6 separate regions of the Homo sapiens genome follow, and regions 2, 3, 4, 5 and 6 are each linked to region 1. Evidence: chromatin loops called from intact Hi-C (ENCODE). Cell type or tissue: heart left ventricle. All regions are shown on one strand. Region 1 overlaps VCAN (versican). Region 2 has its middle 200 kb from the start of MIR3977. Region 3 has its middle 74 kb from the start of RPS23. Region 4 has its middle 35 kb from the start of RPS23. Region 5 overlaps ATG10 (autophagy related 10). Region 6 has its middle 86 kb from the start of RPS23.

Region 1 (4,000 bases):
GCTCTCTGCCTTGTCTTTCAGTTCAGATAGCTAGTGGTGGGTTGAACAGCTGGAAGAACCATATTTACTCACTACTGGAAAATCATTTTATAATTGACAAGATTATTATAAAGAATAAGAAAAGGAGATTTAGTGCAGTAGCATCTCACAGATGCTTTTCCAACAGTCTTCTGTGCAACTTTAAAATCTCATGCAGATATTTAAATCTAATTGCTAATTAGTTTAAGGCAATGCATAACCATGGAAAAGGCCAAAAAAAAAAAATATATTGAATGAGCTTTGGCAGTCTCTCCTTACATTTGGATCGTCAGCCCTTCATGACTGGAGACCTGTGCAAATAAGCTTGGGGTAAAGGAGCCTACTGGCACCATTCATTCTATGGATTAAATGCAAGTTGCTCTCTGGGCCTCTGCCTGAGGCCCCCTCTCTCACAGTGGTCTCACAGTGCGAGTAACTCACATCCTTCTGAAAATGCTGTTGATAATTGCTGCTTTGTAGGGCAGTGAGCTCACACTATTACACAAGATTAGTGCTGTTCTCAAGAGCTGGCCAGATTGTCTTTCCCGCACAGAGGTTTGCCAGCTAGGAAAATAATGGGCATATTGCCACTTTAACAACTATCAGGAGACCCCAAGTTAGTTTTTCTTCCCTTCAGCATATTCATGTTTGTAGGATCCAACTCCAGGCTGCCAGCATAGGGTAGTGACACCAAAACAAACGTCTCTTTCTCCTTTAAAACAAAGCTGCTCTTTTCTTTTCAGTTGTCGGTCAACGAATTACCCTGTTCAACTAAAAGACAGCAGCAAAACCATAACCTCCCTTAAAACATAAATAAAGAAGGACCCAGACTAGACTAACCTTAAGCAAGTACAAGGATCAGAAGAAGGTTTATCTTTACCTTGCAGGGAAGTCATTTGCCCCTAACAAACAAGACAAAGTTAAATGCACCACTCCCCCTCCAGACTGCAAACAAATGCCTATTGTGTACACCAGCCATCTAGGGATAAAAAAGTCATTTTAAAGGTACCAAATGTTTTGATTTCTGTAATAAGTAGTCCTCATAGCCTCTTTTCAGATAACCATTTGACCTGTGTTCTGAAAGGCTGAGGCTAACCCCAAGTGGTTATTCTGTTTGTTATTTAGTGAAAAGATGGTTTCTTATCGGCATATGTTTCAAACAGGTACCTGTCCTCTTGGGAAAGTGTTTTCTGTTTGGAATTTGCTTTCCTACTTCGGTGGTTATCTGCTTGCCCTTGGTATCCAGTGCGTTTGGATTGAATTTTGTAGCTCTGGGAGTACAGCAGTGGCAATATGGGCCCCAGGTGATGAAAAGAGTTTGCGCACAAAGAAGTCAGCTCTTACTGCAGGTGTCATGTTTTCATAGCTAATCTAGATAAATTTTTACGGAAAAACAAACTAACTGTGACTCACGCTGCAGACATTGCATTTGTGTGCTTAGGTGTTTATCTATGATCTGACCTCTCCTAAGGATTTTAGGTGGATGTTGCACATTTGGCTTTGGTTCTGATGCAATTTCACCATTGATGTAAATCATCGGATAATTTTAAAAGACAGAGTGGAAAAGAAGAAACTACCGTAGGTGAACATTTTAGACAGAAAGAAAATTCAGATTATGGATAGAATGGCTTGCAACAGAATAGAATGCAGTCAGGTTGGTAAATACTGGTTCACCGAGGTCTGTCTTCTTGCAAAGTGTTCTCTTTGTGTTTTCACTCACAAAACTGAGAGAACATATCCCAGACAATCTTTTATTTTTTATTTTTATTTTTTTATTTTTGCCACATGGAGTACATAATTACGATTTTGGGGGACATATTCCAAGTTCTCTTTTGTTAAGTGGTGTAGCCGTTAATTCATAATGTAAGAATGGATATATATCACCACCTAGTGGTCGTATTGTATTTTGTGTTTCAAAACCACATTCACAGAACTACACCCAGATACACACAAGAATAATACTATCTGTAAATCAAGTTCCTGTAGTTTTGAATAGTTTCTTAATTCTAGTATAAATTGCATGATACTGTGATCCTGAAAGTTAAATGTGAAATGAGAGGATTTTTCAAATGCAGCATGAAGCTAACACATGTAGTCAAATACTTAGTAAAATCCTAGCAACTAAGGCAAATATTAGGACCTATCTGTCCTGTGTTTTCACTTTATACACAATAGTAGAACGCTGGAGAAAGTTTTCTTTGGCTAGTTTCCTTGGGAGGTGAACAGAGAGGGCTTTTGCAGGGTTTTTTAGATGTTTTTTTTTTTTTCACTGTGAACTAAATTAGCAATGTTTGGAGGAAAACAGAGTAAGTGAAGAGCAGTGACTGAACCGTTCAAGAGAAAAACTCCCAAATTATAGTTTGAAGTTCAGTAAGTTCTCCCAACAATTAAAATAATGTATTGTGAATGGCTTGACTACACACATGTCAAGAATGGTTTTTCTCAAAGGGATGTGCTTGGCAAAATTCATAAAATCTATAAAACATCATCTTTAATTGGCCATTTAAGGTAATCTAAACTATGGCGAATTTTAAAAAACAAAAGGTGACTGCACCTAAGCTGAAAAATTATAGATAATATATGGATAGATAGAGAGAGAGAGTTGGAAAGTAGGCCCTTGGCAGTTACAGATTCAAGATTTGCCGCCCCAGTTATACATGAGATCCTGAAGGTCTGCAGTATGAAAACATTTGTACTTTTTGCTCAGGCACAAATTTGAACTGTACCCAATGACTGGCTAGTGTGTAAAAACTCTCAGTGAGCTCTCAAGTCTGTGTATTGGACAGCTCAGTTTTCCCATCACAAGAAGTAGGTTGCTGTCTACTCTGCTGACCATTTTGTTTGTTCTCTACTGTATTTATGGCAGGAAATTATCTGCTACACAGATGTGTATGAATGGAAGCATTACCAAGTCTTAGGTCTTAGGCACTTCTTTAATGCCAAGAAGTATTGTATGTGTAAGGGTGTGTGTGTGTGTGTGTGTGTGTGTGTGTGTGTGTATGTGTGAGAGAGAGACAGAGTCTCAAATTTATGACTCACAAAAATATGAACTTGAATTTTGTCTAGTGTCTATGAAAATTCTGTCTCTTTTTATTTATATTGTATGATTTAGAAGCCAGTAGAGAGGAAAAGAAATAGAAAGATTCTAAACAGTGTCTGACTCTTCTAGAGAACCAGTGCTCATTGATTATTCTTTGTAGTTATTTGACCAAGTTAGAGAATCTCAGTGAAAATGACTTGAAATGGGTTGAGTATTATAAAGAAACCCTAGTTATTGATTAGGTTTTGATAAGAACGATTGCTCTTAAAACTTCTTAGTCTTTTGCTCATAGATGAATTTGCTTCTGTATGTGATGTGCAGGGATCAGCTGGGACTTGACTGTGACAGCAGTAACTGATACTGGATGGTCTGGTTTCCTTTCTTCAACTGAAAGTAGTACTAAAGATGAACCCAAGAAAACTCATTTTTTAACACAAGGAAAAAAAAACCTCCTGGTTTATTTCTAAGTCTTATCTATTTCTGAAAAACTGCTTTTTTTTTTCTTTTTTTTTTGAGACGGTGTCTCACTCTTGTTGCCCAGGCTGGAGTGCAATGGCGTGATCTTTGCTCACTGCAACCTCCGCCTCCCGGGTTAAGTGATTCTCCTGCCTCAGCCTTCCGAGGAATTACAGGTGCCTGCCACCATGCCTGGCCAATTTTTTTTATTTTTAGTAGAGACAGGATTTCATCACCATGTTGGCCAGGCTGGTCTTGAACTCCCGACCTCAGGTGATCCAACTGCCTCAGCCTCCCAAAATGCTGGGATTGTAGTCGTGAGCCACCACACCTGGCCCTGAAAAACTGCTTTTTTAACCTTTGCAAAAAGGCAGTTATCCATCACTGCATAAGGAAAAGGGCTATTAGTGTACATTACATTTTTATCATCAGTTTGTTTTGTTCATGCTTGTGATGCTAGTTATCTGCTGAGATTTTAGGTCATTG
Region 2 (4,000 bases), 930 kb before region 1:
AGTTTAGTCTTCAGACAAAACAGGTGATTCAGACACTGTCACAGCTGAAGGGCCCAGCCACATACCCTCAAGCAGATTGTTTCTGGTTTTTCATAAGGAATCTAGTTATTCATTGACTTGAAAGTATTTGTACACATGTGTCATTTGTGTGTTTTTCCTGAATCAGTTTGCTCAGCAAAGAGCCAGTGAATAGGTACTTTGTGTAAACACTGTGCTATCCACTGCTGAGGAATAGAGAGATGAAAACAACATAGCCCCAGACAACAAGAAACTTACAGTCTAACAAGGGCAGACAGATATCTAAATATGTGTACTCTTTAAGGTAAAATAGAACTGATGCTATGGTAGATGAAGAAAAAAAAATCTTAGCTCATCATTTTCTGCTACAGGCACAAATGGTACACCAAATCTCTTGATTTGTATTGTAACAGTAGAGGCCTTTGAAAGCAAGGGATATCGAACATTTGAACTTGGCTCTTAGCTACAGCATTAATGGGATGTGATTAAAATGTACCTGAAGACCAATATTTAAAGCAGGACAAAATTCTGTTTCTAATTGTTCCCCTTCTCAAAAGAAGAAAGAAGGAGCTTCTAGAGGGATAAGGTAGTTGTATGTTGAGGCTTTAATATTCTGGTAAACTGCGAGATTCTTTAGCACCCTTGTTTACATTGTTTATACGGTAAGGAAGGTTTGGAAAAAGTAAAACATATATTTATCAGTCACTTAAATAGTACTTACTTTGTGCCAGGGCTGTTCTAAGTGATTTACAAATATTATCTCAATGGTCTTAATAGACATGTAAAACCTTATTCTTTCCATTTTGCAGATAAAAATGGAGATGCAGAGAGGTCAAGTAATTTAGCATGGTCCTATTTATTTTCTTTCATTTTGTTGAAAGGTCTCAGAGGTACAAATGGCCTACAGGACTGTTCAGAAGGCAAGTGCAGCACCTGACCAATGGCATTACAGATCATTCAGTATGCAGGATCACAACTTTGATGCCATCTTCAATGTCTCTCTCTCCACTTTGTGTGCAATCTTCAGAGCTTATTACTCATACCTTATGTTCCTCAAAGTGCTTCCCTTCCATCTGGGCAAGTGGGACTCCTGCTCTGGGTCCCATACAGCAGAGCCTCGTGCTTAACAGTGGCCTCCTCAACTTTCTGTAAGTCTCCCTTTGGTTCCTGGAGCTGTCTGCAACTATTAGTGCTATTCCAGGAGGTGACCCAAGCCCTGTAGAGGGCCCCTATGGTACCAGCTCCCTATTTCTCCCCACAGTGCATTATCTGACCCTCATTTGCCAGGAATCAACACAATGCCCTAAGGAACTTCAGGACTTCTGAATTTGGAGTCACCTTAGGGAAGATATCACTCCTGCCAGTTAGCATGATATTTCTTTCATGAAATCATACAAGTTTGGCTACAAGAATGATGCTGATGAACTGATTTTGAGTTATTCCTACCCATGAAATACACAAGATGAATTCTGGCCTCTGGCCCAACACCAAAATGTGTGTGAGCCATGCATTGGCTTTCACTTATGCCTGTTCTGATCATGGCGCTGCAGTGGGAATGGTGGCAGCCCCCTTCTCCCTGTGTGTCTTCCACTGCTGGCACTCAGGGTGGTCCCTCCATCCATCTACAGCTTGGTGCTCCAAGTCAGAGATCTTCTGGGATGGCTGTACCTGACACATTTGAAGGCTTTCAAGATTACTGCTCTACAATGCCAACAAACCTTTCTGACTGACATCCTTTCTTGCTTGTGATCAAGGTGGAGACATTGTCTTCTCCTGAGACAGTCTTAAGCCAATGTAGATGAGGGATGTATATTTCTTGCAGGAATGGAAGAACTATTCTTGATCTGTCCATGAGCTTCTTATTTGTCTTTTCGATTGCTGTTCATGCAAAAGGAAGTTTGAAAGAAATCACATTCCAAGAATAAAATTATTATAAAGAATTCAAGAGAAAAGTATGGTTGAAGGACAAATTGTTCTACATTTATAGTATAAAATCCAAATGGTAATTTAAAATGACCAGGACACGACTTATTGCTAACATTTTCCCACAAACTAACTGAAATTTGCACCATTAACAAAGAACAGTAACAATATTTGAGATTATCATTGGAATCCATTATTCTCAGGAAGCACAATGGATGGTACAGCATCTTAAATAATGATCTAACAGCATTAAATAAATGGTGCTAGGAAACCAGTAGCAAGAAGGGCAATATTGTTTCAATATAAATAGATTCTGTCTGGGCACAGTGGCTCACGCCTGTAATCCTAGCACTTTGGGAGACTGAGGTGGGCAGATCATGAAGTCAGGAGTTCGAGACAATCCTGACCAACATGGTGAAACCCCATCCCTACTAAAAATACAAAAATTAGCCAAGCGTGGTGGCACATGCCTGTAATCCCAGCTACTCAGGAGGCTGAGGCAGGAGAATTGCTTGAACCCGGGAGGCAGAGGTTGCAGTGAGCCAAGATCACACCACTGCCCTCCAGCCTGGGCGACAGAGCGAGACTGTCTCAAAAAAAAAAAATATATAGAAAAAAGATTTTGAAGAGCTCTGGCTTTGTATTAACAATTTGCCTCCTTTTCATTATAGTGGGAGGTAAGAAATTAGGTAGGAACAATGTCTATGACAATAAAGAACATGAAGAAATGTTTCCTGAACACTACAATCTCTATATGCATTGACTAGACAATTAACAAATGTATATGTACCTCTTCAATACATGGCTATATTTCACGTAGGTCTATAAATTTTGTAAAACAGTTTTTAAAGATCGGTAGTTTACATAGAGAAGGGCCTTGCAAAAAAAAAAAAAAAAAAAAAAAAACTGCCTGTGACCCCATGCATCTTAGGAGTGGCTCTAGTCCCATATTTCTATTTTTAAATTTTCACTCTCTCTGCCTTATTACCTTTCCCTTATCCCATTGCAATACTTTTTCTAACTGGCTGGATGTTATCCTTTCTTCCCCTTATAATCTTCCTTAAACACATCTGCCTAATTGCTCTGGATGTTTTGGAGTTACTTCTATACTTTAAACTTCCACTGACTCTCCATTGTTCTCTGGTGAAGTACAGACCATTCATTCATCCTCTGCAATCTAACTACAAACCACCTTTCCTACTCCGTCTCTCAGTATGTAATGTTACCACACAGTAAGTCTGTAACGAAACTGAACCTCTGGCTGTTCTTCAACATGTCTTTCTCCTTCTCATCTTTACACATTTGCTTTTAATATTCCTGCCCCACTTCTGTCTCTCCCATTTCTCTCCATTACAATTATACCCAATCTTGAAGGCCTCAAATGCCTCCATTTTCCCAAGCCCTAAGTCAGATGTCTCCTTCTTTTCATCTACATGCTTATTTAGCTGTATCTCTTTTGCAGTTTTTTTTTTTTTTTGCCTCTTTACAAGCTGACTTAAGTGACATGAAGATGAAGGGACTTGGCCAGGGTTAGGGTTCAAATTAGTCAAATAATTGTTCATATTGGCAGAAACATATTTTTATTGCTTCCAACCATTGGCACTTAGATGATTAGTTTTATTAAAGAGAATCACAGACATTAAAGAGAACACAGACAAGACTGTGCTCTTAGTGGAAGCTGATAACAGAAATAAGCTTATGGTTTGCAAGATGAAAAGCCCAAATGCTACATTGAATAAAAACTAAGAACAAAAAAGGTCTAAAGCAAGAAGGTCTAGAAATCTTGTTAAACGCCATGCATTCACAAAGACATTTTTTCTTTTGAAAAAGAATAGAGTCAGAGGAAAGCAAGATTTCTATTTATTGCCTTTGTTGTCTTTAAAGAGCAGACCTTGCCAAAACTACAGCAGTCATGCAGATCTTGGCATCTGCAATCTCTAACAGGTTTCAGATTTCCAAAACTGACTTGAAAATCACATGTCAGCAAACTAAAGGGGCAAGGGGAAATGCTGATAGGAAACAAGTGAGTTTTATGTGCTCTTGAAATTCTATGAAAAAA
Region 3 (4,000 bases), 1.2 Mb before region 1:
TAAAAGTCAGTCAGCTCACCACTTTTGGATTCTTCCTTGACTTCCTGGCCGTACATACTTCCCATCCTCACGCTGCCTCACTTGTTTGGCTCTTCATCTCTCTCCTTCTCCTCCTTCACCCTGGAGCAACACCGGAGGCCTCTCATGTCCTCCCGTGGAGAAGTGGGAGAACAGCACAGCCCTTGCCTTACTATTTTGTTCTTACGACCCTCAGACCTTCAGGGGCTCACTTTCTCCCACAGCACTGTAGCCAAAGAAAGGTTTCTTTCCTAAGAGGGATTATGGTATCAGCTCTTCAAATACCATTAAATTTTTATTTTCTACACATAAACACATTCTTATGGTTTTGGAAAATGGAAGCAGTATAAAACCAAAATTTTTTGCAAACTCAGTGTGATAGCCTTCATATATTAGGCATTCAATGAATATTTTAGTGATTAACAAATGGGTGGTTTTTAATAATGAACCTCACCCTGTTATAACCAAATACTCGTGTCAGAGAAACTAGCTTGCTTTTATATCAAGATTATGGCCCTGGATTTTGATAATGCCACAGAAATATTGTCAAATGTTGTTCACTCGGCTCTGCTCTTTCCAAGTTGAGGTGAGCTAAGGGAGCCAACCAAAGTAAGGTTGGTTTCCTGCTCCTTTTCCCCCCCACTTAACCCTTTGCTTAAAAAGCTCTCCGAGGCCATAAACTACTAGGACACAACTCCCTATTAATTAGCCATTTATAACTATGTTTCTGTTGATTTTTTGGACCAATCATTAATTTGATAGGGTTATAGGAAGTCCTATGCTCCTGTAACTGAGAAGACACTGTCTAAGTGTGGGTCCAGATTGAGGAGGTCCTTTGGGGTCTGTTGCTTCTATCATTGGCCTGACCCACGCTGTCTCTCAAATTCAGACCTCTCAGAAAAAGGAAGAAAGGCTTCATCCGCAGTGGGCATTAAAAAAAATCATAAACATCTATTCATGGTCTTGGAATTGAATCTTAAGGCAAAGCAGGATCTCAGGTAAGATTGACAGATGATGAACTGGCAGCCCACACCCCATTCCTGTTGATATGTTCTACCTCTTTCTATTACTGGGGTGTGATTACTTCAAAGCCAGGAAGAGCTGCAATCTAATTTTAGAAGAATGCCCTTCTTTTACACGTTGGTGAGTATATATCTTAATATATGATGTATATATCTATATAATTTTAGTAGTTGTATAATAAAAATTGGGATAGGTAAACAAAAGAGAGCAGCTGAAAAGTCTACCTATAAAGGCTTCAGGCTAACATAGTTACTTATATTGCTTCTACCACAAATCTGTGGGGATGATTTTTATTTGTTGGGAAGGGTTGTCTCTGAATTTCCTGTAAAGTTTGGCATTTTAAATCTTTTTTTTGACTCTTCTCCTGTTAAATATATATCTTGGAAACTTGGCTGTTTCTGTTTCCTGAGCTTCACAGCGAACCAACAAACCAGCAGTAACTGTAATCCACCTCTTAAAATTTAATCCCTTGGGACAGTCCATCTCAATGGCAGAATAAGAAACACTCTCCTGGCAGAATAAGGGTGAAGATAAGCCTATTCCTGTACTTATCTGGGAGCACATGTAGGTATGAGTAACAAGACCAAGAGCTGCCAAGGGTGAAGGAAGATGTAGGAGCCCATGGATTGCATGAGGGAAATATGGATCCTGTGAAGGGCAAGTTGGTTTCTTTGTGTGGACGACCCAGATAAAGCAATGAAAATGGATAATAAGGACAGTAAGGACAAGTGCCTTCCAAGGCATTAAGGCAAATGAGATTGTAGCATGGATACAGAAGAGAAAGGAGAGAGAGAAAAAGTAGATGGAAAAGTAAATGACTCAAACCTTCCATTACTGAAAGTTCCAAATGTTTCTTTAATGGCAATCACCAGATTGTAGGCCTTCATTTTTCACCGGTCAGCATTCCCTCATCTTTCTGTTCATAACAAATGTGAGTTCCTCTTCTGACCACTAGAGGTCTCTAGAGAATCACGGATCAACATCTGAAGCCTCATACCCTCTTGCTATCAGCCACTCTAGGAGGTGGAAATGTTTATTTTTCCAACATGAATAGTCAGTCACATAGTCACAAGAGATCCAAGGCCTGAATCTTAAATTTCTAAAAATTAAAAAATGCATATAGCTGCTTCAGTGGGTAGCTGCCTACTCAACTTCAAGCTGGCACTGACCATCATCCCTCAAATATGTCCCTTGCTATTTTGATGGTAGAAATTCTGCTATTACACAGAATAACAGCACTGCTTCTACTAAAAAGGCAAATGCTGTGGAAGCCTAATTTATACAATCATAATGAGTTATTTATACGATAGTATGAGTGACTCCGTTGGGCCTTTGCCATTGTGATTACGAAGGATGACAGATCAGGGTTGGTGGGGAGATGAGGAGGGCAATGAAAGAGGAGGTGAAGACAAACTTCATCTACTTCACACCATTGCAGAGGTCTGACCCCAGGTCCTCTTCCAACTTCCTGCCCCTCAGTAAGTGCTGTGGGTGTGTAACCCAACTCTGGGGTCAAGTGAACAAACTGCCCTCAACTTCCTTAAGGCTTCCTGTTCAAGACGATGACTTCCAGACTTTACTGGGACACTGATATTATCACCTCTGGAGTCCTTGATGTGACTCTCTTCCTGGTCATATGGACTGTAGCTATTTTGGGCGTGTCCAACATGTTTGATAGTGCCGGTGATGACAAGTGTACATTTCAACATTCCATTATTTAGAACACGCATGTAATTATTTGTAATGAATCACTGATGACATCTGGAGAACAATGAAGTCCTCTTTTAATGTTTGGATGATTAGCTATCGGAAATTTTTACTTTGATGGTCTTTCATTTTTATCTCAAGGATTTTGGATATTAGTTCCTGTTGCACTCTGATGTACATTAATTTTTCCTACATTTATCTGTCCATCAAACATTTATTGAGAGTCTATTAATTTCCTCTTACACTGAAGGCTCTATAAATATGAGGATGAATAGGAAGAATAGGGCAGGGTTCTCAAGAAGTTCGTCAGTTGATAGAAGGGCCAGATATGTTGAGGCAGTTACGAAGTGCATGATAAATAGAGAAGTACGAAGTGCATGATAAATAGAGAAGTACGAAGTGCATTGGGACTAGGAAAAAAATAAAGAAATACTTCTAGAAAAATAAAGTCCATTTTCTCAGCTTGTTTGAAAGCCATCATCTGTTGTTGTTATTATTTTTCATCAGGGGACAGTAGTCTGATAATTCACCTTGATGCCTTTGGTATATTTTTTAATTGCTTTTAGCTCTTTTAAAAGGTGCTTACCACAGGGTTGAAGGGTAGAGTATATGTAAGGCAATGTGGCTAGAGCCTACTGGTATAACCCATTCCAAAGGAGTGACCTCTTATCTGGTCAAAGGAAGACCAGTGGCCAGTAGGGTTGCCTGTGTTTTCACAGTGGATATCCTGGAGCTCCTGAAGTTGGTACTACTGGAACACAGAACATTCCCTACTGAAGAGAATGTTATAAAGTGCATATGTTCTTTCTTTCTGCAATTTTCAAGGATTGTGCACATCTCTCAGTAACCTAGCCTTCTTTTGAAGCCTTGCTTACAAGACAGAAAATTAGGTGAGTGGCTGAGATTTAGAAGTGCGTATCTACCAAGGGGGAGAGAATAAACTGTCTTTTGAGCAGAGAGGTGGCGCGAAAGCTCACCAACTTCCTGGGTCCAGTATTCTCAGGAGGCCATCTCTTCTGCTGAGGATGGCTTCCTGCAATGGGCTGTGGGTTTGTTTTATCTCTGACCCAAAATAGCATTTGTATTCAGTTCTCTCAATGGAGAGAGTGGAGAGAGCAAATTTCATTTCTTCATTATGCAAAAAGACACATGTATTTATAATGAACAACTCCATTTGGCTTTTTACTTTTAGGTGGGCATAGACTTCAATTGATGCCAGATCCTCCTTTTTCCTTGGAGAATCATGCTTGTA
Region 4 (4,000 bases), 1.3 Mb before region 1:
TGGGAACGACTCTAAACCATGTCTTCCTCTTGGCAATTCACAGTGTAAATTTGTATGTTAAAGTTTCTGAGAAAAAATAATCTTAAGGAAGACTATTGCACTTTGTAACTTTGACTAACTCAGTGTTTCCTGTGTTTAATTTTGGAGAACCTTCTTCCTCAGAACACTTGTCTACATATCATGGGAGACTAGAGTTTCACTGATCATAATTTAGAAAATATATGTCATCATCTTTCAGAGCAACTTTACAAGTAAATAGAATCCCACAAGGTGACCAAACACACATGTCTGTTTGATCTAGAAATGGAGACTATTTTTGATCTGTAATTCCACTTTTTTCCAAAATGAAAAATAGCTTTATTATTATTATTGTTATTATTATTTATTCTGATGATAAAGGTATGTAGCAGAAACTGTCAGTACCCCGTGAATATCTACATGGTCCTTTCCATTTGAGAGCACTGTAGCCTACCTGCTGAACTTTCAACTCCCCGCCTCTCTTTGCCTAAAAGCTTTCTCTGGCCCACTGCCCCCAGTCCCTGGCCCAGCAGCCTTCAACCAATGACTGGAGGACACATACACACACCTCAGCTCCCTCCCCGTCAGGTGAGATAACTCAGCAGCATGTGCTGTGCTCTGGCTCCCAGGTTCCATCACGGCCATGAAGCCCTGCTTGTCCACATTGGAAACTGGCTTAATAATGTACCTCTTTTAGCTGCCTTCCCTTCCTCTGTCATTTCTTTTCTCTCCATTTTACGTATTTTGAATGACTAAACTCCCCTGAATATTTCTTATATTCACACCTGTGTCTTAGAGACTGCTTGCAAAGAAGCCAAATAGAGACAAGAAAAACTAATGAAAACAGAAAAATCAGAAAATATTGAGCTACAGAAAGAAGAAAATGAAAATCATCAATAATCTAAACACCATTTGTAATCACTACTAATGTTTTAATCTCTATCCTTCCAGACATTTTTTTTTAATGCAGTCACTTTTTTTTTTAAATGGAAATAAAATGATAATGACAAGTAAATTATGACTTTTTTCATGGCTGGAAAACAGTCCATTCCAAAAGAGTTAAGATTGGATTTGAAGCCCAGCTCTGACACTTACTCTCCAAGTGAGCTTATTCAAGCCCTTTGTGTCTTAGATTCCTCAGCTGTGAAGTTAGAATAAGGACATTATCTATTACATGGTGTTGAAGTGAAGATTAAACACAATACACATACATAACACAGAAGTTATTAAGAGAGCTATTACTATTATTTTAAACCACAATTTAGCAAATTCTTCATTGATGTCCATTTAAGTTTTTCTCAAATTTTTTGAATAATAAACACATAATCAAGTGTTGATTCTAAAAAAGGAAAAACAAAACAAAACAAACCCAAACTTTGTGTGTTTTTTCTTTCGTAGGAATTTGCACTGTCCACTTTGGGTGCTGCCCTGTCATTTGCTCTTTTTCCATCCATCCAGGGAAGGCTCTGCAGCAAAAGTGAAGCCTTTCCCCAAGCCCGTTCTGCCGCCTGACAAAAGAGGGCGCCATTGTACTGTTCATAGACGATGCCTTGCGTCAGTAAACGTGGGAAAAGTTCTTTAGGAGTAATGCTGTTTTTATAACCATTTTCAGATTCATCCTTACCAATTACAACAAGTTGTCCATCCAGAGTTGGTTTAGTTTGCGCCGAGTCGAGATCATTTCCAACAATTCAATCCAAGCAGTCTTTAACCCAACTGGCGTATATGCTCCCTCTGGTTACTCCTACCGCTGCCAACGCGTGGGCAGCCTGCAGCAGGACCAGGCCCTCTTGCTGCCCAGCGACACGGATGATGGGTCGAGCCTGTGGGAGGTCACTTTTATTGATTTCCAGGTAATAAACTAAAACCTATGCTCAATGCACCTGCGTTTTTGGTACCAAAAGAGCTCAGTGTTTGTTTAAAAACACCTGAAACAAACCTAGATGCTTAAGGAAAAGAGAAGTAGATGCCTTTAAAAGAATATTGGTGGTTTTTTTCCTTTGTCTTTTAAGGTATGAAGTAGAATAGGATAGAGAATTTTATCTCCCTGTGTCCCCCACCTCCTACCCAGGGCTTGCTTTTACATTCAGCTTTATCCAGCACGAATAATTATCAGTGAGGAATGCCAGCCATCTAAGCCCTAGTGAAGCTGTGGGTGAAGCCAGGGACTGACACTTCCTGGACTGAGAGGCCCTTCTGGGGAGAGGCATTGGCGGACAATTATTTTATTTCCTTCAGGGAGTGGCGCAGTGATCTTATCAGGGAAGATAAGAAGTACATCGGCAGTGTGAGTGACAGCTTTGGCAGTTAGTAGGAAGGGACTCAGCGGGGAGTCAAAAATATCCCAAAGATCTTGAAAGTATTTGGAGTAAGGAATGGGGTGTAAGAGATTCCTTTTCACCACCAGAATCTTAGGCTGAGAGACATTCTGTCAAGTTCCTCTATCCTGTTTACCTGTGAATGAAGCTTAGCTTGTTCCTACCACTCCCTGAAATAGTAGGCAGGGCTTTGCATGTACCTCTTATGGGCACATTCCAACCTTTTCCAAATATATGTGGGCATTGGCATATATGCATATTCTTCCCTTTCATCCTTCCCAAGCTTAGAGAAGTGTCGTGTGGATGAAAGGCAGTTTGGGGTAGGGAAGGAGCTCACATTTTGGAGTCAGACAGACCTGGTTTCAAATTACTGCTCAGCCACCAGGGCAAGTTACTTAACCTCTCTCAATTTCTCACCTATCTTTATTAATGTAAAGAATACGTGGCCTAAGATATGTGGAAACACTCAGGAGTGTGCCAGGCGTGGATTAACAATAATTGCTACCTGTGAGTGACCCGTGTGTGTTGGTACTGTGGTCGTTACTTTATGTGCTTTGTCTTCAGAACTTACCATAATGCTGCAAGGTGGTTTTATGAATGAGGTGACTGAATCTCCGATAATCACATAATTTTTCTAAGGAGTATAACTGGTAAACGGTAGAGGCAGAACTCAAATTCTGGACAGTTTGGTTCCAAGGATTCTTTTGTGTGTGTGTGTGTGTGTGTGTGTGTGTGTATAAAATGTTTATAAATATTATTTATATTATGTATGTGTATGTCTATACATGTGTGTATGCATGTGTGTATGTATACATATAGAGGAATGGCAGTGAGGATATAATGACAACAAGGAATATTTTACATATAATTTCGCCTATTTAGACCGGGGGAATTGATTGATTTATACCTCTACCTTGTTCCAGAAATGACTTAGTTGACTTATGGAAATACTACTTATGAAAAATTACTTTCAAAAATAGGCAAATCACTTCACATCCATTAGGATGGCTATTATAAACAACAACAAGCAAACAGAAAATAACAAGTGTTGGCAAGGACAGGGAGAAGTTGGAACTCTTGTGCATTGCTGTTGGGAATGTAAAATGGTGTGGATGCTGCGGCAAATAGTATGGAGTTTCCTCAAGAAGTTAAACATACAATTATCAAGGGATCCAGCAACTCTGCTTCTGGCTATATACCCCAAATAATTGAAAACAGGGACTTGAACAGCTTTCACCTGTGTTTATACCTACGTTCATGGCAGCATTATTCACAATAACCAAAAGGTGCAAGCAACCCAAATGTCTATCAATGGATGAATGGATCAACAAATCTAGTGTATATGTACAATGGAATATTATTCAGCATTAAAAATGAAGAAAATTTGGGGATTGGGCGTGGTGGCTCATGCCTTTAAGCCCAGCACTTAGGGAGGCTGAGGCAGGAGGATCACTCTTGAGCCCAGGAGTTTGAGACCAGCCTAGGCAACATAGTGAGACCCCCATCTCTACAAACAATTTTTAAAAAAGAAATTAGCTGGGGTCGTAGTGGTGTCACCTGTAGTCCCAGCTACTTGGGAGGCTGAGGTGGGAGGATTGCTTGAGCCCAGGAGGTCGAGGCTTCAGTGAGCCAAGACTGTACCACTGCACTCCAGCCTGAGTGAC
Region 5 (4,000 bases), 1.4 Mb before region 1:
ATAATGACATTTTTTGTTGTGAAAAATCTACTCTTTCCTTTTTATTTCTAATGGCCACATTCAGAACATTATTCTTAAACTTACTCTGAATTATTTGTACTCTCTCTAGTCTTCATTTTAGGAGTTAAAAAATGTTAGTGAAACCGTGCACAATAAGGATAAAGGTGACTCCAGCGTGCTTGCACTAGAGTTAGATAGTGCTGGTGAAATATCTCATGCTGTTATTGGCTCATGAAAACTAATAGCCCTGAGAAATTTAATTTAGAAAGCTGCACATTTTGAGTAATATATAGATTACTTGACATGTGGGTTATTATTCAATTGAGAGATTTTATATGAAAATGTCAAATTAAATGCTACTGGCAGTTGCTAAAGATTGTACTTTTTAATTATTCTATTTTTCACCTAATGTCTCTTCTTCTTTTGTCATTGACACTTTAGATTACTGACAGAACATTCCATTAGCTTAAATGTGTATTATCATTCCAAGTGATACAGGCACATAGTAGGCACTCAATAAACACTTGTTATATAAATGACCTCAATTTACCATGCTCACTATGTAGGTTACTACTGAAATTATTTTGGCTTCTACTTCTTTTTCAAGTATTCAAGAGATTTTACTGAGCTACACAGCCTCAATGTGACTAATGAAATTTCTAAGCATGTTAAAATTGGTGCGATTGAGTATCTTGGATCTGAAACGAAGGAGTTGTTGATTGAGTATGCTTATGTCTCCTCTGACTGAGGCCAGATGTAAAAAAATAGACTCTCTTAACATGGTTTAAAGTTTCTCATTGAAGATACTTTGAATTGAACATGCAGGCACATAATAATGTGTTTTATGTACTTAACCAAGTATTTATGTCCGTGTTTTAAGTTTTGAGTCTTCAGTTTTCATAAATAAGTGGATATGTACAACATTCTTCAGGTTTCTACTTTGTTTATATGATGCAGTTCTTTATACATATATAAATATCCCAGTTTGTTTCAGTGGGATTTCTCAAGTATCCATTTTGCTTTTGAAATAATTAGTCACGATCATATTTGAATGCATTTTAGATATTAATAATGTATGCCACGATTTTGAAGATATTGCTGATTAAGTTAGATCTTTTGTTTTTGTATGAAAGATCTCAAAAACTAACTTTTGTGTGTCTTTGATGATGAAGGTGTGAACTGTGACTAGGCAAACCAGTGACGAAGGCTTAGGGAACAGAAACCACATCATACCTCATTAAGTCATTGTTGTCATAGAGACAAAGCTATATTTACCCAGACCTTTTACAGTGTAAGTGGTCAGCAGAAACTGGAGAGATTTGCAGAGACACAGAGGAAAAGCAAAATTATATACTTTTGCCAACCATACTCTGATTACTCAACATATTTTGGGAACTGCTGGTTTTGAAACTTCTTCCAGTCCTTGTGGCTAGAAGTTGGAAGATGGTTACTTATTAAAGGTGAATTTGTTTGGCGACAACAAAATCATTTGGAAGCAAATATATGGAATAAAATAAGTATAATTTTTTTTCCTTTGATTTAAACCTATTTGGGACTAGTAAGTAATTAGTTACTTGTCTGGCTCTGAAGGCAGTTCAAAAGTTCAAAGGCAGTTCCATTGACAGAATTACAGCATTGTTGGAATAAATATTGGTTGAATTTGCTGAATAATCAGGTAACCTCCCTAGGTGACTGTTTTGAGGAACAGTGGTCTTTTGAATATTTAAGACCTGATATGCTTGTTTTAAAAACATGTAGTCCCACCAGGCCTAGCATGCCACCAGCAGGGGGTGCCAAACACAGAACTTCAATAGGTGCTAAAGAGACTGCAGTGGCCCTTGAGATAGCCGTTATGGGCCTAGAAGAAGCAGATATTTTAACAATGGTATTATAATTGCTTGTTGACCTTCCTCAGTTTTTTTAAGGGGGTTAGATTTTGGAAGTTGGAGACCATGGTTTGGAGAGGGTATTCATGGAGGTCACGACTGTCTAAGCCATCTCAACCAGTTGCATCATTGTGGATGTATAACAGACTTGCACTGTTATATTACCAATTTTTCCATTGGTTTCCTCATTTGAAGAGTCTACTTTTCAAACAAAGCTCTGGTTACAACAATCAAAAGCAAGCAAGTTGGTTTAGAAAGTTGGGGTGAGAAGAAAATAGTGCTTATTCTGAAGAAAAAGAAATAAAGCTTTGCCAGGCCTCATTGGGATTGCAGCTAAAGGACTCCACTGAGGTAAATACTTTCCTGGCCTCTTGTCTCTGCCCTTCCCTATATAGCCACATTTTTGTAAAGATGGAGTCTCACTTTGTTGCCCAGGCTGGTCTCAAACTCCTGGCTTCAAATAATCCTCCCACCTGGGTCTCCCAAAGTGCTGAGATTACAGGCGTGAGCCACTGTGCCCAGCTGTTGTTGTTGTTTAAGGTGATGAAAATGTTCTAAAATTGATTGAGGTGATGATTGCACAACTCTACGAATATAACTGAATTGTACACTTCACATGGGTGAATTGTATGTACGTGAATTATATCTTGATAAAGTTATGTGTGTTTTTTTTTAGTCATTGGCTTTAAGTGACGAATGTTAGTGATATGCATGTAGTGCTAGTGATCCCCTACCCAGCCCTGGTGGTCTTTCCACTGGTTGGCACCTCTCCCTGGAACGCTGTGCCTCCCAGTGTTTGCACACAAGTTACTTTCTCACTAAAGTCTAAAATTGCAAACCCACCTCTGGCTGGCACTTCTTAGCCTGCTTTACTTTTCGTTTTCACCATAGTATGTATCACCTCCTAAGATAATATACAGTTTACTTGTTTATTGTGTTTATTGTTTATTTTCACACACACACACGCACACACACACACACACACACCCCAAGGCATAATGTAACCTCCATGAAAACAAGGATGATTGTTTTGCTCACTGATGTATCACAAAGGCTTGGAACAGATGCCTGGCATATAGTAGGTGCCCAATTATATAAAACATCTACTTCTAAAATTAACTTCTATCCAAACCATTTACTCCATACTTACATTGTTGCCTGAAATACTTTAAGGAATAAAATTAAAATCATTACTGATTACCAGATATGAAACCCAGCATTCTTCTCTAGGTCTGAAAAGCTTTATGGTAATAGAAATAAAGTTAAGGAAGGCATTTTTTCATCATTTATCATTTGCTCAGTAAATATTTGTAAAGCATTTGCAGTGCCTCTGCCCTCAGAGGCAGCGTGGACCAGCAGGAAGAGCATTGGTGAGTCCTGAGATCTGGATTCAGACTTCAGTTCAGTCATGAACCGGCTGCATACTTTTGGCAGATACATATTTCGTAAGACCTTGGCTGCCCTATTTATAAAATTAGTGGTTATACTAGCTCTAACATTTTATTATCCTACTACAGGTATTTGTTTACTTCTAACTTTGACGTGTAAAAATTATTTTAAAAGCATGTCGTTCTGTAATTTGATTAGTTTACTATTTGACACTAAAGTTCTTAAGATCTTATTTGCCTCTTCCCACACCAATACACACACACACGCATGCGCACACAGACACACGCACACACATACACATATGCATGCATGGCATTTGCATATTTCAAAGATGCATAGTGCTTAAGAGCAGAGTTTGGCCCTACTCTGTAAATGTGTTCAGAAAACAATATAACACAGATACTGAAGGCAGCTTGTTTTTAACTTGTAGCTAAACATGACATTCAAATGTTAATTGGATGAATAAATCTTGTTCATTTTACAGACATGGAAATGTCAATGGAATAAAACTATTTATCACAAGATAATGGTCTCCTGCCGCTAGATAAATGCCAAGATGAAGATACTTATTGAAAATGTATCAAAATATTCTATTGCTATTTATTGAAAATAAAGGTTGAGGAAAAGTTCAACTTTTTAGGTCAAACATGAGAAATGCCCTGCTTATAATATTAGTATGGTACTATATCAAAGATGATATGCACGGTATAGCAACATGGGAAAAT
Region 6 (4,000 bases), 1.2 Mb before region 1:
ATATTTTGGAAATGTAGTATTTAAGTGACATCTATCACTTAAATACTATCATAAATGCTGAGTCCCATGGTGGTATTGATGGACCTGAAAATATATGTTTTTTCAAGTGCTTTTACAAGTGAAAAAATGTAGCTAAAATGTTATTTCTCTATTCTATTTAAAATTAGGTTTCTTGGAAAAGCTTTCATTTTCTGAAATAAACATCCCCTTGAGCCTGGTGGTATGTATAAATATGGATTCACGAAATGTGGGTTTGCTTAAAAACAAGATATGCCCAACGAACTTTGCTTCCTTTTTTGATAGAGTGGGGAGACTGCTGGGGAGGGGAAATTCCACAGACAAAATGTGTCTGGATTTCAGGAAGACGTTTGATAGAGTCTCTTATGACGTCCTTGTGGGAAAGATGAAGGTACACGAGCAGAGTGACAGTGAAACTAGGAGGCTTCGTGGCCAGTTGGACAGGGATATGTGAAGGGCACTGAATTCCAGGTGGTGCCACTTGGGAGGGAGGCTGCAGGGCTGTCTGTGGACCTCACCTTTTTGGCCATCTTGACCTGAGGTTTGGATGATCTCAATCGTGAGGAAAAATTAAGAAACCATATCAAATAAGAATATGAAGTTTAAAGTAAATAAATCCTTCATTTTAGTCCAGAACTTTAGTGTGCATTTGTGCTGGGGGGAAGATCTTACTTTCTGTGGGAGAAAGGCTGAGGGTTTTTGTTGGCTGTGGGCACCACATGAATGACCAGTGTGAAGCAACTGCTGTAAGGATTAAGGATGCCTTTTAATTAGAAATGATTTTGGTAATAAGGAGGCTGTAGTCCCACTATGCCCTGCTATAGTCAGACTACATTTAGGGAGTTTTTCAGTACTAGCTATCGCATTTCCATTTTGTGGGGAGAGTTGCTACACAGCTGGAGTGAACCCGGGTAGTGAAAGGCCTGAAAAGCGACTTAAACAAGGAACCGTTGAAGGACCTTGGGACAGTTTAGCTAGACAAGAGCAAGCTGGGAAAGTGGATTAGTGAGCTGATATCTGGTTTCAAATATTTAAAGGAAGGTCAAGTAGAACAGGGAGCAAACTGCTGCATCCCTCCGGTACCAAATAGGGGCTAACAGGGGTGATTTAAGCAATGAGAGCTGTTAGATAATAGAATGATTTGCTCATTGTTTGGATGAATTTAAGGAGAGGGAACAGGAAGGCTGTTTAGGAAAGTTGTGGACGTCATATATCCGGAGGGCTAAAAGCATGGGCTTGGGAGCCGAGCAGATTGATGCTTGAGTTCTGGCTTTGCTAGTGGCTGAGTGACCTTGGGCAATGCATTTAATATTTCCATGACTCAAGTTTCTAATCTACACAATGCAGAAAATAATAGCACCTTTCTCCTGAGGTGGCTGTGAGGATTTAAATGAAATAATTCATGTGAAATGCTTATATTACCTGGCATTGAGTTAATATTCAATAAATGACAGGTATTGCTATGACCAGTCCTGATGTGAGGGAGGGCTAAACTAGATACTCTCCTTCCCAAATCTTATATTTCATATTTCTGTTCAATGTAGGGATTAAAAGGGACAAATGCATCTAGGTCATAGCCCTAGAGAGCCTTTGATTGCTTTCCCCCCCTTTGTTCTACTCAGTGCTCCTTTCAACTTCTTGAGGCGTGCATCTTGGGGAAGAAGTGTCAATCTTCTTTTTCTCAAATACATGTCACTAAAAATAAAGTGGCAGTGTACTTGAGAAGGTGCGCTCCATTCTGAGGACCCAGGGAGTGTGCTTTTGCTCATGTTCTTGGGAAATGGTAATCATATTATGCAGAAAACCAGAAAAGGATATGCCTAAATTCAAATTGTGTCAGAGATTTTTATGCCTACCAATTTGTTATTGTTTCTATGCCTTGTATTAATATAATATGACTTGAATAAGTATTTAAATAATTGTGCAATTAAAAAGAATTATATTCATTGTTAGAGAAAAAAAGGCAAATGCAACAGAGGCGGCATAACCACACATTATGTTTTTATCCAACTTCCTGGTCGAATCCTGCCACGGTTTGCTGACAGTATGCCCACGCCACATTTTTTGAGAGAAAAAACCATTTCCAGGAGCCTAGCTTTTCTTCATCCTTTCCCACAGCCACCTCCTGCCTCTAAAGTGCTTGAAGACACAGTAGGAAGGCACCAGAGGGCATTCTCAGACCATCTATTTTCAAGGAAATACAGCTGGGAAGTACAAAACAATTCTCCACTTCGGCCAGTTTTGGATGAAATGGTGGTTTCTAACACACACTCAGAAACACTTGGAGTCTGAAAGCTGCCATGCTAAACAAACTGCCATTCAACCTTGGGGTATCAGCAGAGGCATTTGACTGAGTGATCCCAATTCACAGGACAGTCAACGTTGTCCTCAGAAGCTGGGCAGGCAACATGGGCAAGCAGAGAAACCTGCCTGAAAATCCAGAGATGTGGGGCTCTTGGTTCCAGCATTAACTGCTTTTTGACCTTCAGCAAATTACTTTGTGCTCCAAATCTTAGTTTTCTCATCTATAAAAGGAAGATACGAAAGAATACATGAAGATCATTTTGAAGTCTAACTCTCAGTGGTTGAATTCCTTTCTTTTTTTACTCTCCCTCCCTTCCTTCCTTCCTGATTAAAGGAGAAACTGGGATATACTAATACTGTGTTTGGAGTAGGTCTGCTCTGACCTTCTAGTGCTGAAGAGACAGTCTCTGAGGATTGGCAACACACACTGCTCATTGTCGAGTTGAAAGTTGAGCACTCAGGCTTTGAGTGGCTTTCAGGTTTATTCAGGCTTTTCTGACTGGGGCATGCTTACCTTCTTCGTTGGAACAGCCATGGGACGTATATAGTCTAGCATCTTGGAACATTGACTCTACACAAGAATTCTGGAGAAAAATATGACATTTTTAGTGTTAAATAGAGATATTATGGAACATAGGTTAAAATTTTGCGTGCATTTTTACTGTGAAAGAAGACTTTAAAAATGTGGGATCTGTAGTTGGATGCTTTGGGCTGTACTTTTGTATCTCCTAAGATTAGAATTATCTCTTTGTATTATTTGGAGTGTATTGGAGGGAAATTTTAGGAAAGCTTACCCCTTGGGGTACGTTTTGAATGTGTCTCAGGCTGGGTTCCCTTGAAGCAGAGCCTGAGGCAAGCATTTAGCTGCATGCAATTCCCTGAGGGCATGGCATATTCTTTAGGGGGAAAAACCTACTAATAAGAGAGAGATGCAGGAGAGGAAAGGGCAAAGAGCTGTACAATGATGTCTTCTCAAGGACTGTGATCTGATTCATTGTGTGCGTGTGGGTGGGTTCTGATGAATGATTCACACCACAGAATTGACTCACCTTGAGGCAAGGGGACTGGAATTTTGTACACCCATATCAGTTGGTCATTATTTACAGGTAACCATAGGTGAAGCCTGAAAGGCGACAGTCTTCAGTCAGGAGGCAATTCCCCAGAGAAAGGAACAGCTATAAGCTGTATGTAGTCATGGTGTGCTAGAGTCAGCTCACCACAGCTCACGAGTGCTGTGTGCACATCACTTCCCAAATGCCCTTTCTGTGACTTCACCCTGACAGCTTGCAATCGGCCAGGACAGAAGCATTACATCATGAAAATCAACAAAAGCTACAAATCCCAGGCCTTACACTCCACAGGCAGCCAGATGTTAAACGTTTACCAGCATGGCCCTGGCCAACCTTCTCTGTAGCGAGAGGCTGGTGTCCTAGCTGGTGAAGGGGATCGGAGGAGGGCACCAACAGCATCTACTACATTGGAGTTACAGAGGATTTGCCCACAAATGATCTCCCCAACTAATTCGTCAGTTGGCAAAGCCATTCCTTTAGGGGTTGCCTTTCCTAGCCGGAAGAGGAGATGTATATACTATTGAGAATCATAGAACCAAGAGTCCACCACACTCCAGTCAAAACGACTGATTATGTTTTATAAGTGCAAGAGAAGGGCAGAGAGGAGG

Evidence for each region. A loop is a pair of places that touch in the nucleus more often than their neighbours do. Peaks named below come from ENCODE experiments on the same cell type or tissue, not always from the same donor. Only the 100,000 strongest peaks of a DNase experiment are listed, where the experiment ranks them.
Region 2: it touches region 1 in a loop (5-fold over the local background); 64 of 110 quality-filtered maps call a loop at or near these places.
Region 3: it touches region 1 in a loop (9-fold over the local background); 90 of 110 quality-filtered maps call a loop at or near these places.
Region 4: a loop joins it to region 1, with 13 times the contacts of the local background. A loop is called at or near these places in 33 of 110 quality-filtered maps.
Region 5: it touches region 1 in a loop (7-fold over the local background); 5 of 110 quality-filtered maps call a loop at or near these places.
Region 6: a loop joins it to region 1, with 6 times the contacts of the local background. A loop is called at or near these places in 85 of 110 quality-filtered maps.

Annotation. Positions count from the first base shown.
Region 1 is chr5:83,562,410-83,566,409 of GRCh38, forward strand. The region is part of intron 12 of VCAN (versican); the gene reads left to right. It overlaps LOC124901021 (a long non-coding RNA gene), which reads left to right. Exons shown (of 2, transcript XR_007058847.1): 1 at 1-1,023. Among named protein-coding and RNA genes, the nearest start is that of VCAN-AS1, 2.1 kb to the left of the region's middle. In heart left ventricle, CTCF peaks have their summits at 1,918 (motif pointing left) and 2,117; no DNase peak of the experiment used is centred here; H3K27ac peaks cover 1,218 bases.
Region 2 is chr5:82,635,718-82,639,717 of GRCh38, forward strand. No RefSeq gene overlaps it. Among named protein-coding and RNA genes, the nearest start is that of MIR3977, 200 kb to the right of the region's middle. In heart left ventricle, no CTCF peak of the experiment used is centred here; no DNase peak of the experiment used is centred here.
Region 3 is chr5:82,349,997-82,353,996 of GRCh38, forward strand. No RefSeq gene overlaps it. Among named protein-coding and RNA genes, the nearest start is that of RPS23, 74 kb to the left of the region's middle. RefSeq lists an enhancer at 2,298-3,497. In heart left ventricle, a CTCF peak has its summit at 2,000 (motif pointing right); no DNase peak of the experiment used is centred here; H3K27ac peaks cover 1,449 bases.
Region 4 is chr5:82,310,981-82,314,980 of GRCh38, forward strand. It overlaps the pseudogene ATP6AP1L. Among named protein-coding and RNA genes, the nearest start is that of RPS23, 35 kb to the left of the region's middle. In heart left ventricle, CTCF peaks have their summits at 1,534 (motif pointing right) and 1,734; a DNase peak (open chromatin) is centred at 1,541; H3K4me3 peaks cover 695 bases; H3K27ac peaks cover 1,287 bases.
Region 5 is chr5:82,173,036-82,177,035 of GRCh38, forward strand. The region is part of intron 4 of ATG10 (autophagy related 10); the gene reads left to right. Among named protein-coding and RNA genes, the nearest start is that of RPS23, 100 kb to the right of the region's middle. In heart left ventricle, a CTCF peak has its summit at 1,790 (motif pointing right); a DNase peak (open chromatin) is centred at 1,806.
Region 6 is chr5:82,362,496-82,366,495 of GRCh38, forward strand. No RefSeq gene overlaps it. Among named protein-coding and RNA genes, the nearest start is that of RPS23, 86 kb to the left of the region's middle. RefSeq lists an enhancer at 2,701-3,900. In heart left ventricle, a CTCF peak has its summit at 2,198 (motif pointing right); no DNase peak of the experiment used is centred here; H3K27ac peaks cover 421 bases.